2 separate regions of the Homo sapiens genome follow, and region 2 is linked to region 1. The links are chromatin contacts, found by Hi-C or POLR2A ChIA-PET in ENCODE. All regions are on one chromosome and are shown on one strand. Each heading gives the region's core, a stretch centred on a gene start or an enhancer-like site at or near the end of the contact. The rest is flanking DNA. Distances are from core to core; before and after follow the strand shown.

Evidence for each region. Hi-C counts contacts between places; a loop is a spot of excess contacts on that map. ChIA-PET counts read pairs that join two places held with the same protein, here RNA polymerase II (POLR2A). Pooled maps may share reads with other maps.
Region 2: a pooled map shows a loop between it and region 1 (2.0-fold over the local background). The contact joins two enhancer-like sites. A Hi-C loop is called at or near these places in 1 of 50 pooled maps. POLR2A ChIA-PET finds 5 or more read pairs at or near these places in 2 of 52 experiments (GM12878 and H1).

What each region holds. Positions count from the first base shown.
Region 1 is chr7:74,010,425-74,017,399 of GRCh38, forward strand. No RefSeq gene overlaps it. Among named protein-coding and RNA genes, the nearest start is that of ELN, 14 kb to the right of the region's middle. RefSeq lists an enhancer at 2,450-2,769. Within about 2 kb of position 2,612, at least 5 of the 41 ENCODE cell types and tissues checked have a DNase peak (open chromatin) inside an H3K27ac peak, as active enhancers do.
Region 2 is chr7:74,138,078-74,145,052 of GRCh38, forward strand. No RefSeq gene overlaps it. Among named protein-coding and RNA genes, the nearest start is that of EIF4H, 33 kb to the right of the region's middle. RefSeq lists an enhancer at 748-1,277. Within about 2 kb of position 3,799, at least 2 of the 41 ENCODE cell types and tissues checked have a DNase peak (open chromatin) inside an H3K27ac peak, as active enhancers do.

The DNA.
Region 1 (6,975 bases), core at 1,362-3,861:
GCACACAGCCCTCTGACGCCAATCACCTCTGCCACCAAGCCCAGCAGCCACAAGGCAGGACTGTGCGTGCCGCCGCAAGCCCCCACCACTGCAGACAGCTGTGACCCCCTCCTCGCTGGCTTCCCACCGGAATGCACGACTTTGGAAGGAGACTGTGTCATCCAAGAAACATTCTATGTTTTCCTTGGTGCGTGCTCTGGGAACGGGGCAAGAACAGCCGTCCACATGGCCGTTTGCATGCTTGGGCGGCTGCCGGGCCGAGGGCCACCCATGCCAGTAGTGTCCTCACTCCGGTGGGGCCTGGCCTCAGCAAAGCCACTCCCTGCACCACCTGCCTGGGAAACCTGGGGGAACATCTCTGGGGCTGGGATCTAGAGGGAAAGAATTTGCAGGGAAGAGAGGTCACCCCCGCACCCAGCCCCCAGCTCTGCTGACCAAGCACTGTCTTTGACAGAGAGACACCCTGGGAGACAGATGGGGTGCAATAAGCACAGCCACAGCCCTCTGAGCCTCAGGCTTCCTCTCCATATAATGGGCTCTCTCACGGCTCTGAGTCTCGGCAGTGGTGGGCTTCCTTGGGGACCCAATGGTGGCAAGGGAGAGAGTGTTAAGGACCAAGCAGCTGCCAGCCTTTCCCCCCACTGCCCCTCTGGCCCTCAGAAATGCCTCCCACCTAGGCAGCAGGTCTGGGTGTCACTGAGCCCAATGCATGAGGTGGCTGACATCGTGCACCCACCGACCAGCCAGTCCTGGATTTGCCCGCAGTAGAGCCTGCAGAGGGGGTGGCAGGTGGTACCTGCCCGCCAGCCCCCAGTCCTGGCCAACCACCCACGCTTCAGGGGTTAACTGCACACTCCAGCCCACTCCTGTTTTCAATTTGGACACAGTGGACCAAGCTTAAGGATTTGCACGTTTCCTTGAACATTTCTCGGCTGGGGTCCGAGTCAGGCGGATTGCTTGAGGTCAGGAGTTCGAGACCAGCCTGGCTAACAGGGTGAAACCCCCTCTCTACAAAAAAATACAAAACTAGCCAGGCATAGTGGCACATACCTGTGGTCCCAGCTACCCGGGAGGCTGAGGTGGGAGGATTGCTTGGACCCAGGAGGTTGAGGCTGCAGTGAGCTGTGATTGTGCCACTGCAATCCAGGCTGGGTGACCAAGAAATAATATTACTTTATTTTCTTTAATTTTATTTATTTATTTATTTATTTATTTATTTATTTATTTACTTTGAGATGGAGTTTTGCTCTTGTTGCCCAGGCCGGAGTGCAATGGCACGATCTTGGCTCACTGCAACCTCCACCTCCCGGGTTCAAATGATTCTCCTGCCTCAGCCAAGTAGCTGGGATTACAGGAGTGCACCACCATGCCTGGCTAATTTTTTGTATTTTTAGTAGAGATGGGGTTTCGCCATGTTGGCCAGGCTGGTCTCAAACACCTGACCTCAGGTGATCCGTCCGCATAGGCCTCCCAAAGTGCTGGGATTACCGGTGTGAACCACTGTGCCCAGCCAGAATATTACCTTAATCAAGCCTCTAGATATAACAGCCAGCTTCTCAGAACACAAATAATAGAATTATATATTACTCCGGGGGGGGTGGATGGTGAAGCTCTGCCCCCAAGACCAGCAGCACCAGCTGCCCCTGCCTGGGTGGCCACTTTACAACAGCAAATCTGGAGGTCGTCCTGGCCCGTGGGCTCCCAATGGAGCCCGAACAGTGGCTTTGACAGATGAGGAAGCCGAGACCCACTGAACAGAGGGAGTGTTCTTAAAGCCAGGGACACCCGGCGCAGAGCCCATGTGGGGCTTGGGGAGCCCAGGGGACTTGTCCCTTGGTCTTCCGCTGAGCAGCTTTGAAGAGGGCGCATATTCTGGGAGTTAGAGACCCAGGTTGGAATGGGCCTGTCTCTGCGTCTCTGGGCCTCGAGTCCCCTACCTTGGGGGCACAGGTGTGTATCTGGGGCCGAGGGGATACTGAGGCTATGCCCTTGGAGACTGGCTCTCTCCAGCTGGCAATCTCATTCAGGGATTCTGGGACTGAAAATCCTCCAGGGCTGGGCGTAGTGGCTCACGCCTATAATCCCAGAACTTTGGGAGGCCGAGGCAGGCAGATCACTTGAGGTCAGGAGTTCAAGATCAGCCTGGCCAACATGGTGAGACCCCCGTCTCTAGCAAAAATACAGAAATTAGCCAGATGTGGTGGCAGCCGCCTGTAATCCCAGCTTCTTGGGAGGCTGAGGCAGGAGAATCACTTGAACCTAGGAGGAGGAGGTTGCAGTGAATCAAGATCATGCCACTGCACTCCAGCCTGGGCGACAGAGTGAGACTCTGTCCCAAAAAAAAGAAAAAAGAAAAAGAAAATGACCTCTCAGTGCCTAGGATGGCAGCCCCCAGGTTCAGGCCCTCAGCTGGAACCCCTGGGGCTGTGAATGAGGTGTGAGGAAGGCGGGGCCTCCAGGCAGCTGGAGTGCAGGAGGGAAGCTGGGCTGGACCTGGGATCTCTGGACCCGCGAGGCCTGCCCGACCTGCCTGCCCCCTGCCCAGAGCGTCTACCTTGGCCTGGCTCTCACCCAGTAGGTGGAGGCCCAGGGGCCTGGAATCAGTCACATCCGGCCCAGCCGTCTAAACAGGCCTGAGGCCCCAGAGCCCGCCGGGCCCAAGGGGAGCCCAAAATAACATCTGAGTCAGCATCCCTGCAGACACCCCCATCAGCCTGGGCCCATAGGGAGGGGCCTAGAGGCGGCCCAGACGGGGACCAGGCCAGGTCAGGCAGCCACCTGCTCTGGCGGGGCCCAGCCAGCGGCCAGCATGGCCCAGGGACATTGGAATTAGCCAAGTGGGGAGAGGGAGATTGGAGAAGAGAAGGGGGCGGCCCTGCCTGAGGTGGGCTCCAGTGCGAGAGAGACAGGGCTGTCTGCAGATGGTAGCAGTTCAGTGCAGCCAGTGTCACCCTGGGGGGAGAATAGGGGGCTGGGAGCAGGTGCAAGCACATGGCCCAGTCTGGGGTCCCTAGAGGCAAGCAAGTCCTGAGTGTGGGTTGGATTTGGACAGGACAGGGATGCGGGAACCACATTCTACCCAGGGGGAGTCAGGGAACAGAAGCCCCTCCACAGGGGGAGGTGGAAGAGAGAGAGCCCCAGGAGTTTAGGGACCCCTACCAGAGCCAAGCTGGAGACCCTCCCCCCAGGGGCTGGGCAGACACATATAGCCCTCTGACCCCAATCACCTCTGCCACTACAGCCCAGCAGCCATGGCCAGGCCTGTCCGCCCCATACTAGCCCTGCCAGACACAAAGGTGGCCCCAGCAGAAGGGACTGTCTGCACTGAGGCATCCACGTCATCCTACCCATCCCTCCAGGTGAGCACAGCCCCCAGGAGACCCAGAGGAGCTAAGATTCCAACACCAGGGCAGGGCGGGCCTGAGATCAGGGACAGGTCCTAGGCCAGAGTCCTTCAGCATCAGTCCATGTGATCTCGACTCCTCCCCAGAGGCGGCCGCAGGAGCGAGCTGGTCCAGGCCACACTGTGTCCTCAGGTCCCCGGGTGGGTGGCTCTGGTCAGTCCCTTTGCTTTACAACTGTGAGGTCGCCCTGCCTCCCATGGCCAAGCTGGGGCAGAGGGCGGATACCTGAATCCCTGCTGGCCTCCCAGCTTAATCCCTCAGCTTTCCTGAGAATGGCTCTGCTGTTCTTGGCCAAGGGCCTCCGCTGAGCCTGGCACAGCCTCGGCTTGGCCCTCACCAGCGAGTGAGGGCTTGGCTGGGGCCCAGCCAGGGCGGTGGACATGATTGAAGCTAGAACATGGGGCCTGGCGGGCGGTGGAGGTTCACTTGGACCCCAGGGAGTGGCTCTGCCGCAGGGTCGGGACTCACCTCCTGGGGCCCCTCTCATCTGACAGAAGCTTCAGGGCCTTCTCCGAGCCCACCTGGTCCAGAAAACATACAGACCCTGCTCCTTCACTCCCCTGAAACAAATCTGGGTTTTCCCACAAGGAAAGAAGCAGAAAGTTGAGAACAAAACCCTGGTTCTCCCTCCTGTTACAGGCCTTGATCGAGTCTCTACCATTTCCGAGGCTCAGTGCAAAGCTCCACGTAGAGGATGCAGAAATGAATTTTCTATGGAGCCCCAGGACGGGGCCACACCTCTTTTTACTGCCCCAGTTTCTCCAAACGGCCCTGAACCAGGGATCTGAGCAGGGCTGTAGCTAAGATTTTGCTGAGCAGCTATTTTGTGCTTGCATGCATGCAATGTGCTTGAGCTCCCTGACTCCCTGCCACACCCTCTCTAAGAGATGAGGAAACTGAAGCTCAGGGAGGGTACCTTGCCCAAGGTCAAAGTGCCCAAAGTGGAACAAGAGGGACTTGAACTTGCGCCATGTGGACTCAGAGCCTCTGCTTTTAACCACAGGGGTGTAGTGGGAAGGGGGTGTCTGGGGAAGGGCGTGTCTGGGGAAGGGCGGAAGGTCCTGAGGCCGGCTCAGAGGGAGACAGGCATTGCAGGTGGGCAGAACCAGGGGAGGACCGAATGGTGCTGAATGGTGCCCGAACAGTCTCCAAGGACCATCATAGAAACCCAGGAGCCCCCCTGGTCCATTTCATTAGTGATTTGTGTTTTCACATCTTTTCATTTACAGGCCTTATTTGGGGACCTCTTTCTGCAAAGGTACTTGGAGAGAAACAGTACAACCTCAGAACCCCAGTTACCCACCAACTTCCTTTTTTATTTTCTTTTTTTTTTTTTTTTTTTTTGAGACAGGGTTCAATCTGTCACCCAGGCTGGAGTGCAGTGGCACGATCTCAGCTCACTGCAACCTCCACCTTCCAGGCTCAAGCGATCCTCCAGCCTCAGCCCCGCCAAGTAGCTGAGACTACAGGCACACGCCATTAAGTCTGGCTAATTTTGTGTGTGTGTGTGTGTGTGTGTGTGTGTGTGTGTGTTTTGTAGAAATGGGGTTTTGCCATATTGCCCAGGCTGGTCTCGAACTCCCGGGCTCAAGTGATCCGCCCACCTTGGTCTCCCAAATTGCTGGGATTATAGGCATGAGTCACCACACCTGGCCCCAAGTTCCATTTTTTAAAAATTTTATTATAATCCCACCCCAGGAACAGCTGGCTCACCAGATGGTAAGTGACTATCCCGTGAGATGGCTCCATTAAGTCCATACATTGAATATTGGAGTCAAGGGAGAAACGCAGAATTAGGCAGACATCAGACTAGATTGGATTCACCATCATATTCTCAATGCTCAGCACAGGAACAGAAATTAGTAGTTGCTAAATCAATATTTGCTGAATAAACAAGTAAGTGCCTTTCTGTTAAATGGGTAATAGCCAAGCTTCTAAACTATCTTATTATCATTATTATTATTTTTTTTCTTTTAGAAACAGAGACTCACTCTGTTGCCCAGACTGGAGCGCAATGACGTAGTCATGACTCACTGCAGCCTTGAGCTCCTGGACTCAAGTGAGCCTCCTACCTCAGCCTCCTGCATGGCTGGAGTACAGGCATATACCACCATACCCAGCTAATTGTTTTGTTTGTTTTTTGCAGAGATGGGGGTTTCGCTATGTTGCCCACGCTGATCTCTAACTCCTGGCTTCAAGGAATCCTCCCACATCAGCCTCCCAAAGTGCTGGGATTACAGGCGTGAGCCACTGCGCCCAGACAAACCATCTCTGTTAATTGATGCCTGAGTACCATTGAATGAATCATTTAAACTCTACTTTGGATTAATCCTAATAAGGGATTTAGACTAGATCAGGGTCATTTAAGACACAAAGTATAGGCCATACCTCCCACTTCTTGCTCCCAGCAGACATGACCCATTGACTGTGTGATTCCCGTCTGCTGAGACTGGATATCCTCAGAATCCTTCTTAACACCACTTCTGATGGCCATTGCCCATCAAACACAGTTGGTGACGGAACCTATCTGCCATACTGGTTGGAATGAGCTCCCCCAGCCCATTAAAGAGAGAGGCAGCTGAGAGAAATCCAGGCTGTAGGGAGAGTTTAGGGAGGAGTAAGGAGGGACTAGATAAGATGCTCTTTTTTTTTTCTTTTTTCTTTTCTTTTTTTTTTTTTTTTTTGAGAAGGAGTCTCCGTCTGTCACCCAGGCTGGAGTGCACTGGCACGATCTCGGCTCACTGCAACCTCCACCTCCCATGTTCAAGTGATTCTCCTGCCTCAGCCTCCCAAGCAGCTGGGACTATAGGCATGTGCCACCATGCCTGGCTAATTGTATTTTTAGTAGAGACGAAGTTTCACCTTGTTGGCCAGGCTGGTCTCGAACTCCTGACCTCAAGCAATCTGCCTCAGCCTCCCAAAGTGCTAGGATTACAGGCGTGAGCCACCTCACCCAGCCAGGGCTCTTTAAAGATTCCTAATTCCGGGCTGGGCACAGTGGCTCACACCTATAATCCCAGCACTTTGGGAGGCTGAGGGGGGCGGATCGCTTGAGGTCAGGAGTTCAAGACCAGCCTGGCCAACATGGCGAAACCCCATCTCTACTAAAAATACAAAAGTTAGCGGGGCACAGTGTCAGGCACCTGTCATCCCAGCTACTTGGGAGGCTGAGGCAGGAGAATCATTTGAACCCAGAAGATGGAGGTTGCAGTGAGCCGAGATCGCACCACTGCACTCCAGCCTGAGTGACAGAGTGAGAGTCTGTCTCAAAAAAAAAAAAAAAAAAGAAAAGAAAAGAAAAAGAAAGAGAGATTCCTTATTCTGGTCTGGGGACCCTCAGAGTTCCATGAATGGGTGAGCTTCTCCACCACCAGGAGAGGGAACACAAAAACCCACATGGAGAAAGGATGGTGGCCCCCAGCTTGCTGCCTGAATCCTAACAGGCGTTGGAACCAGCTCTCAGCCTGAAAACCACAGGCAGCTCAGAGCTTTTATTAATTCCAGGGGCTGGAGGAAGGGCTGGGGCCCTCGAAAGAGGCTGTGCAGCTGACGACCCAGGAGGGAAGAGTTT
Region 2 (6,975 bases), core at 2,549-5,048, 130 kb after region 1:
TCACTGCACTCCAGCCTGGGTGACAGAGTGAGACTCCATCTCAATAAAAATAAAAATAAAAATAAAAATAAACATTGCTGGGGAGAATGAATGGATTTAGGAACAGAGATTAACTTGTACATAATTCTCTTTGGAATTTCAATGAGCCTGAGGGAGACATTATCTTGCGGAAGAGTCTGTTCAGGTGTGGTTCCATTCTTGATTTTATAGAAAGGAGAAGAAAAAAAAACAATTGTTTTCCTTGTTGAGGGGGGATGTCTGGATCTTAGGCAGAGAAAGTAACTTCAACTTCATCCTGTGCTGTGGGGGAAAAGACGGTCTTTTAGACACAGTTTATCGTTACTGCTGCTTTTCCTGTGTTTGGCCTATACCTTCCTGCCTCTTTGAATGATGGGTAGACCAGAGTTTGTGAGTCAATTTGTATTAGCTGTGTGATCTGGAGCAAGCTACTGTTGTCAGAGGAGTTTGAACCACAGTGATTCCATCTTGAATAGGGGGTGGGTAAAATGAGGCTGAGACCTGCTGATATTGACAGGAGGCAGCCAATTGCCTAGGCCAATAGGGGCGGGTCCGCGGTGAAACCCCACCTCCAACCCGAAGACGGTTTAAAGCCTGAAACTGAAGGTACAAGTTTAAACCTTAGACCGGATTGAGAGCTTACCTTCCTGTTTGTCGCGCTTTCCTCTGATTGATCCCCACCCTTCGCCTATTTTACATATACCCACCCTTTCCTAATTGGTTTTCTACTCTTTCTTTTTTTTTTTGACAGAGTCTCGCTCTGTCACCCAGGCTGGAGTGCAGTGGTGCAATCTCGGCTCACTGCAATCTCCACCCCCCGGGTTCATGTCATTCTCCTGCCTCAGCCTCCCCAGTAGCTGGGACTACAGGCGCCTGCTACCACGCCCGGCTAATTTTTTGTATTTTTTAGTAGAGATGAGGTTTCACCGTGTTAGCCAGGATGGCCTCAATCTCCTGACCTTGTGATCTGCCCGCCTTGGCCTCCCAAAGTGCTGGCATTACAGGCATGAGCCACCGTGCCCGGCGGTTTTCTACTCTTTCATGACCACCTTTGAGTAGTGTCTTTGCTTTAACTCACCTCATTAGCATAAACTCCAGTGTGATCAAAAGGACTCATTATAAATAACAAAAGACATTCCTCCAACTCCTGGACTTAAGGGATCCCTCAAGCAAGCCTCAGCCTCCTGAATAGCTGGGACTACTCCTTTTTGCATACTCACAAGCCAATCAGCACACACTCCCCACCCTGTGCCTATAAAGGCTCCAGACTCAGTCAGCAGGGGAAAAGACGACCTGACTTCGGGGAAGGCAGCCTGCACTTCCCATCCCCTCTCCAGCTCCCCTCTCCACTGAGAGTCGCTTTCATTGCTCAATAAAATTCTCCACCTTCATCATCCTTCAATCGTCCGTGTAACTTCATTCTTCCTGGATGCTGGACAAGAGCTTGGGACCCAGTGAGTGAGGATACCCAGAAAGGCTGTCACACTGGGCCTTTGCCCTCGCCTGTGAAGGGCAGCTGTCCCCATGTGATGAGGCAAGGGGCCAGCTGATCTGCTGACATGTCACCATCTGTGGACAGCAGAACTAAAGGAGCACTGTAATAACACCCCCTCTGCAGCTTCGGGGACACGGGCACCCTCACCTAGGTGCTGCTGCTTTCCCCTCAAGGTGACATGCCTGCTCTGGCCATGGGCCCTGCATACAGCTTGCTCCTGTGTTGGTGCCTGGAGAAGCCAGCTGGCCAGATCCCACACTTAGTCACTTGTGTGCTCCCTCCTGCAAGGGGTTGAGCACAGGGGGCTGAGTAGATGGGGCATCCCTTCCATGAGTCCAGCGAAGGTGCCTAGAAAAACCCTGCATCACCACTGAGCTACTTTCCCAGGAGGTGAGGCATTCCCAGTCACAGGATGACACAGGAGGGTGGCACAAGACATAGGTGACAAAAAACCTTGCTGATAAAACAGGTTGCAGCAAAGAAGCCGGCCAAAACCCACCAAAACCAAGGTGGCGATGAAAGTGACCTCTGGTAGGCTGGGTGCGGTGGCTCAACGCCTATAATCCCAGCACTTTGGGAGGCCCAGGCGGGCGGATCACCTGAGGCCAGGAGTTTGAGACCAGCCTGACCAACATGGAGAAACTCCGTCTCTACTAAAAATACAAAAAATTAGCTGGGCGTGGTGGCACATGCTTGTAATCCCAGCTACTCAGGAGGCTGAGGCAGGAGAATTGCTTGAACCCGGGAGGCGGAGGTTGCAGTGAGCCAAGATCGTGCCATTGCATTCTAGCCTGGATGACAAGAGTGAAACTCCATCTCAAAAAATAGAAAGAAAGTGACCTCTGGTCGTCCTCACTGCTCATTATGTGCTAATTATAATATATTAGCATGCTAAAGACACTCCCATCAGTGCCATGACAGTTTAGAAATGCCGTGGCAACATCAGGAAGTTACCCTATATTGTCTAAAAAGGGGAGGAACCGGCCGGGCGCAGTGGCTCATGCCTGTAATCCCAGCACTTTGGGAGGCCAAGGCAGGTGGATTGCAAGGTCAAGAGTTCAAGACCAGCCTGGCCAAGATGTGAAACCCTGTCTCTACTAAAAATACAAAAATTAGCTGGGCATGGTGGCGGGCGCCTGTAATCCCAGCTACTCCAGAGGCTGAGGCAGGAGAATTGCTTGGACCCAGGAGGCAGAGGTAGCAGTGAGCTGAGATTGCACCATTGCACTCCAGCCTGGGTGGCAGAGCAAGACTCTGTCTCAAAAAAAAGTGGGGAGGAACCCTCAGTTCCAGGAATTGCCCGTGCCTTTCCCAGAAAATTCATGAATAATCCACCCTTGTTGGGCATGTAATCAAGAGATAACTATAAAAAATATCCAGCCAGCAACCTTAGGGGATGCTCTGCCTATGGAGTAGACATTCTTTGTTCCTTTACTTTCTTTTTTTTTTTTTTTTTTGTGAGATGGAGTCTCACTTTGTCATCCAGGCTGGAGTGCAGTGGTGCAATCTTGGCTCACTGCAACCTCTACCTCCCCAGCTCAAGCGATTCTCCTGCCTCAGCCTCCCAAGTAGCTGGGATTACAGGCGTATGTCACCACGCCCAGCTAGTTTTTGTATTTTTTAGTGGAGACAGGGTTTCACCATGTTGGCTAGTCTGGTCTTGAACTCCCAATCTCAAATGATCCGCCCACCTTGGCCTATCAAAGTGCTGGGATTACAGGTGTGAGCCACTGTGCCCAGCCTATTCCTTTACTTTCTTAATATACTTGCTTCCACTTTACTCCATGGACTCGCCTGGAATTGTTTCTTGCGTGAGATTCAAGAACTCTCTCTTGGCTGGGTGTGGTGGCTCACGCCTGTAATCCCAGCACTTTGGGAGGCCGAGGCAGGTGGATCATGAGGTCAGGAGTTTGAGACCAGCCTGACCAACATGGGGAAACCCTGTCTCTACTAAAAATACAAGAAAATTAGCCGGGCGTGGTGGCACGTGCCTGTAATCCCAGCTACTCAGGAGGCTGAGGCAGGAGAATCACTTGAACCCGGGAGGCAGAGGGCGCCACTGCAGTCCAGCTTGGGCAATAGAGTGAGACCCTGTCTCAAAAAAAAAAAAAAAAAAAAAAGATTAAAAAAGAACCCTCTCTTGGGGTCTTGATTGGGACTCCTTTCCAGTAACAGTGTGAAAGAAAAATAAAATCACCAGACCCCAAACTCACTATGTCAAAGGGCAAAAAGCTAAGCTTAGGAACTGAGTCATACAGGAAACTGCATTTTCTTTTGTTCCTAACCAGATAGCTGCAAGATTGAATGCCACGTATCTCCACAGGTGGCTTCCCTCACCCTGACCATGTAAATTCAGCTTACCTTCACAGGTACAGGACAAATAAAAAAATAGAAATCTGGCCAGGCATGGGGGCTCACACCTGTAATTCCAACACTTTGGGAGGCTGGGGTGAGAGAATTGCTGGAGCTCAGGGGTTGGAGATCACCCTGGGCAACCCAGTGAGAGGCTGTCTCTACGGAAAAGATTTTAAATTAGCCTGGTGTGGTAGTGCACACCTGTAGTACCAGCTACTCAGGAGGCTGCATTGGGAGTATTGCTTAAGCTCAGGAGGTCGAGGCTCTAGTGAGGTGTGATCGCACCGCTGCACTCCAACCTGAGCAACAGAATAAGACCCTGTCTCAAAAAAAAAAAAAAAAAAAAAAATCATGGCCGGGCGTGGTGGCTTACGGCTGTAATCCCAACACTTTGAGAGGCCAAGGGATCACCTGAGGTCACGAGTTCGTGACCAGCCTGACCAACATGGTGAAACCCCGTCTCTACTATAGACAAAAAATTAGACAGGCATGGTGGCACATGCCTGTAATTCCAGCTACTTGGGAAGCTGAGGCAAGAGAATCACTTGAGCTGAGGCGGCAGAGGTTGCAGTGAGCCAAGATTGCACCATTGCATTCCAGCCTGGGCCACAAGAGTGAAACTCTGTCTCAAAAAAATAACAATAATTTTTTTTTTTTTTTGAGGTGGAGTCTTGCCCTGTCACCCAGGCTGGAATGCAGTGGCACGACCTTGGCTCACTGCAAGCTCCGCCTCCCGGGTTCACGCCATTCTCCTGCCCCAGCCTCCCGAGTAGCTGGGACTACAGGCGCCTGCCACCACGCCCGGCTAAATGTTTTGTATTTTTAGTAGAGACAGGGTTTCACCATGTTAGCCAGGATGGTCTCAATCTCCTGATCTCATCATCCGTCCGCCTAGGCCTCCCAAAGTGCTGGGATTACAGGTGTGAGCCACCGCGTCCGGCCAATATTTTTCTTTTTTTTAAATCATACTTCCAGGCCAGGTGCGGTGGCTCACACCTGTAATCCCAGCACTTTAGGAGGCTGAGGTAGGCAGATCACAAGGTCAGGAGTTCGAGACCAGCCTGGCTAACATGGTGAAACCCTGTCTGTACTAAAAACTACAAAAATTAGCTGGGCGTGGTGGCACACACCTGTAATGCTAGCTACTCAGGAGGCTGAGGCAGGAGAATTGCTTGAGCCCGGGAGGCGGAGGTTGCAGTGAGCTGAGATCACACTACTGCACTCCTGCCTGGGGGACAAAGTGAGACTCTGTCTCAGAAAAAAATAATAATAATAAATCATACTTACCCCCACCCTAAGACAAAAGCATAATTGACTTCTTCCTCTACTCTGTGTTTACTTTATCTTGTGTAAAATACAGATATATTTAGCACAAGATGAATTCATAATTGACTGTTCCTTTTTCCCTCCTTTCACATGTGTTAAAAGAAAAACTTCAGCCAAATTAAATTTAAGGGAGTTTAATTGAGCAATGAACAATTTGTGAATCGGGCAGCCCCCAGAATCACAGCCGATTCAGACAGACTCCAGTGCAGCCATGTGATGGAAGAAGATTTATAGACAAAGGGAAATGACATACAGAAGTCAGTGAGGTACAAAAACAACTGGATTGGCTACAGGTCGGCATTTGCCTTATTTGAATATGGCTCAAACAGTTGGCTACATCTGACTGGCCAAAACTCAGTGATTGGCACAGGGTGTGGGCTATGGCCGAGTTATACCTCCGCTTGTTACAGTTCACAATGTACAGAAAAACCTTTAGGCCAAATTGAAATATGTAAAGAAGCAGCTTTAGGCTAAACTTGATTAACGTATGTAAGATGTGGATTCAGTGATCATGAATGAAAGCCTCACAGAAAGTGACCACTTATTTCACTACCTTCCCTAGTGTTTTTGTTGTTGTTGTTTGTTTTGTTTTGTTTTGTTTTTTGAGATGGAGTCTCACTATATCATCCAGGCTGGAGTGCAGTGAAGCGATCTTGGCTCACTGCAAGCTCCGCCTCCCGGGTTCACGCCATTCTCCTGCCTCAGCCTCCTGAGTAGCTGGGACTACAGGCGTCCGTGACCACGCCTGGCTAATTTTTTTGTATTTTTAGTACAGACGGGGTTTCACTCCGTGTTAGCCAGGATGGTCTCGATCTCCTGACCTCGTGATCTGCCCACCTCGGCCTCCCAATGTGCTGGGATTACAGGCGTGAGCCACCGCACCCGGCCACCTTCCCTCCTTTTTCATTTCTTTCCTCCTTCCCCTCCTGCCCACTCTTTCTCCTTTAAATATTGAAGTCCTCAAAACTCTCTGGAAAAGCCATGGGTCACAGATTTTTCTTTGGCTTGGGTCTCTTTTTCCTGGGCATGTCCTCAACCTTAGCAAAATAAACCTCTAAATTCATTGAGTCCCCTCCTCTCCCCTCCCCTCCTCTTCCCTTCCCTTCCCTTCCCCTTTCTTTGAGACAGGGTCTCACTCTGTCATCCAGGCCAGGGTACAGTGGTGCAAATGATAGGGACAAGAGGCAGGGAAATTCTGGGCAGAAGAGGGTGGGTCCCCAGAGAGGGCATTGCCCTCAAGCTGAAAAACCTGGAACTGCAGCCCAAAGTGAGAACTGACATCCCTGTTTTTTGTTTTTTGGTTTTTTTTTGAGATGGAGTCTCCCCTTCTGTCACCCAGGCTGGAGTACAATGGTGCGATTTTGGCTCACTGCAACCTCCACCTCCCGGGTTCAAGTGATTCTCCTGCCTCAGCCTCCCGAGTAATCCGAGCCGGGATTACAGGCACACACCACCACACCCGGCTAATTTTTGTATTTTTATTAGAGAAGGGGTTTCACTATCTTGGCCAGGCTGGTGTTGAACTCCTGATTTCGTGATCCACCCTCCTTGCCTCCCAAAGTGCTGGGATTACAGGCATGAGCCACCGTGCCCAGCCAACATCGCTGCTTTCCTGCTTGAATGTTGCCTTTTCCAAAACCACCCTTGACCTGCCCTGCCCCCAATCCTGTGCCCATAAAAACCCCAGGCCCAGCTAGCAGAGAGAGGAGAAGCAGCTGGACGTCAAAGACCATGGTTGAACATTGGAGAGAAGTGGCTTGACTTCAGAGGGACAGTTTGCT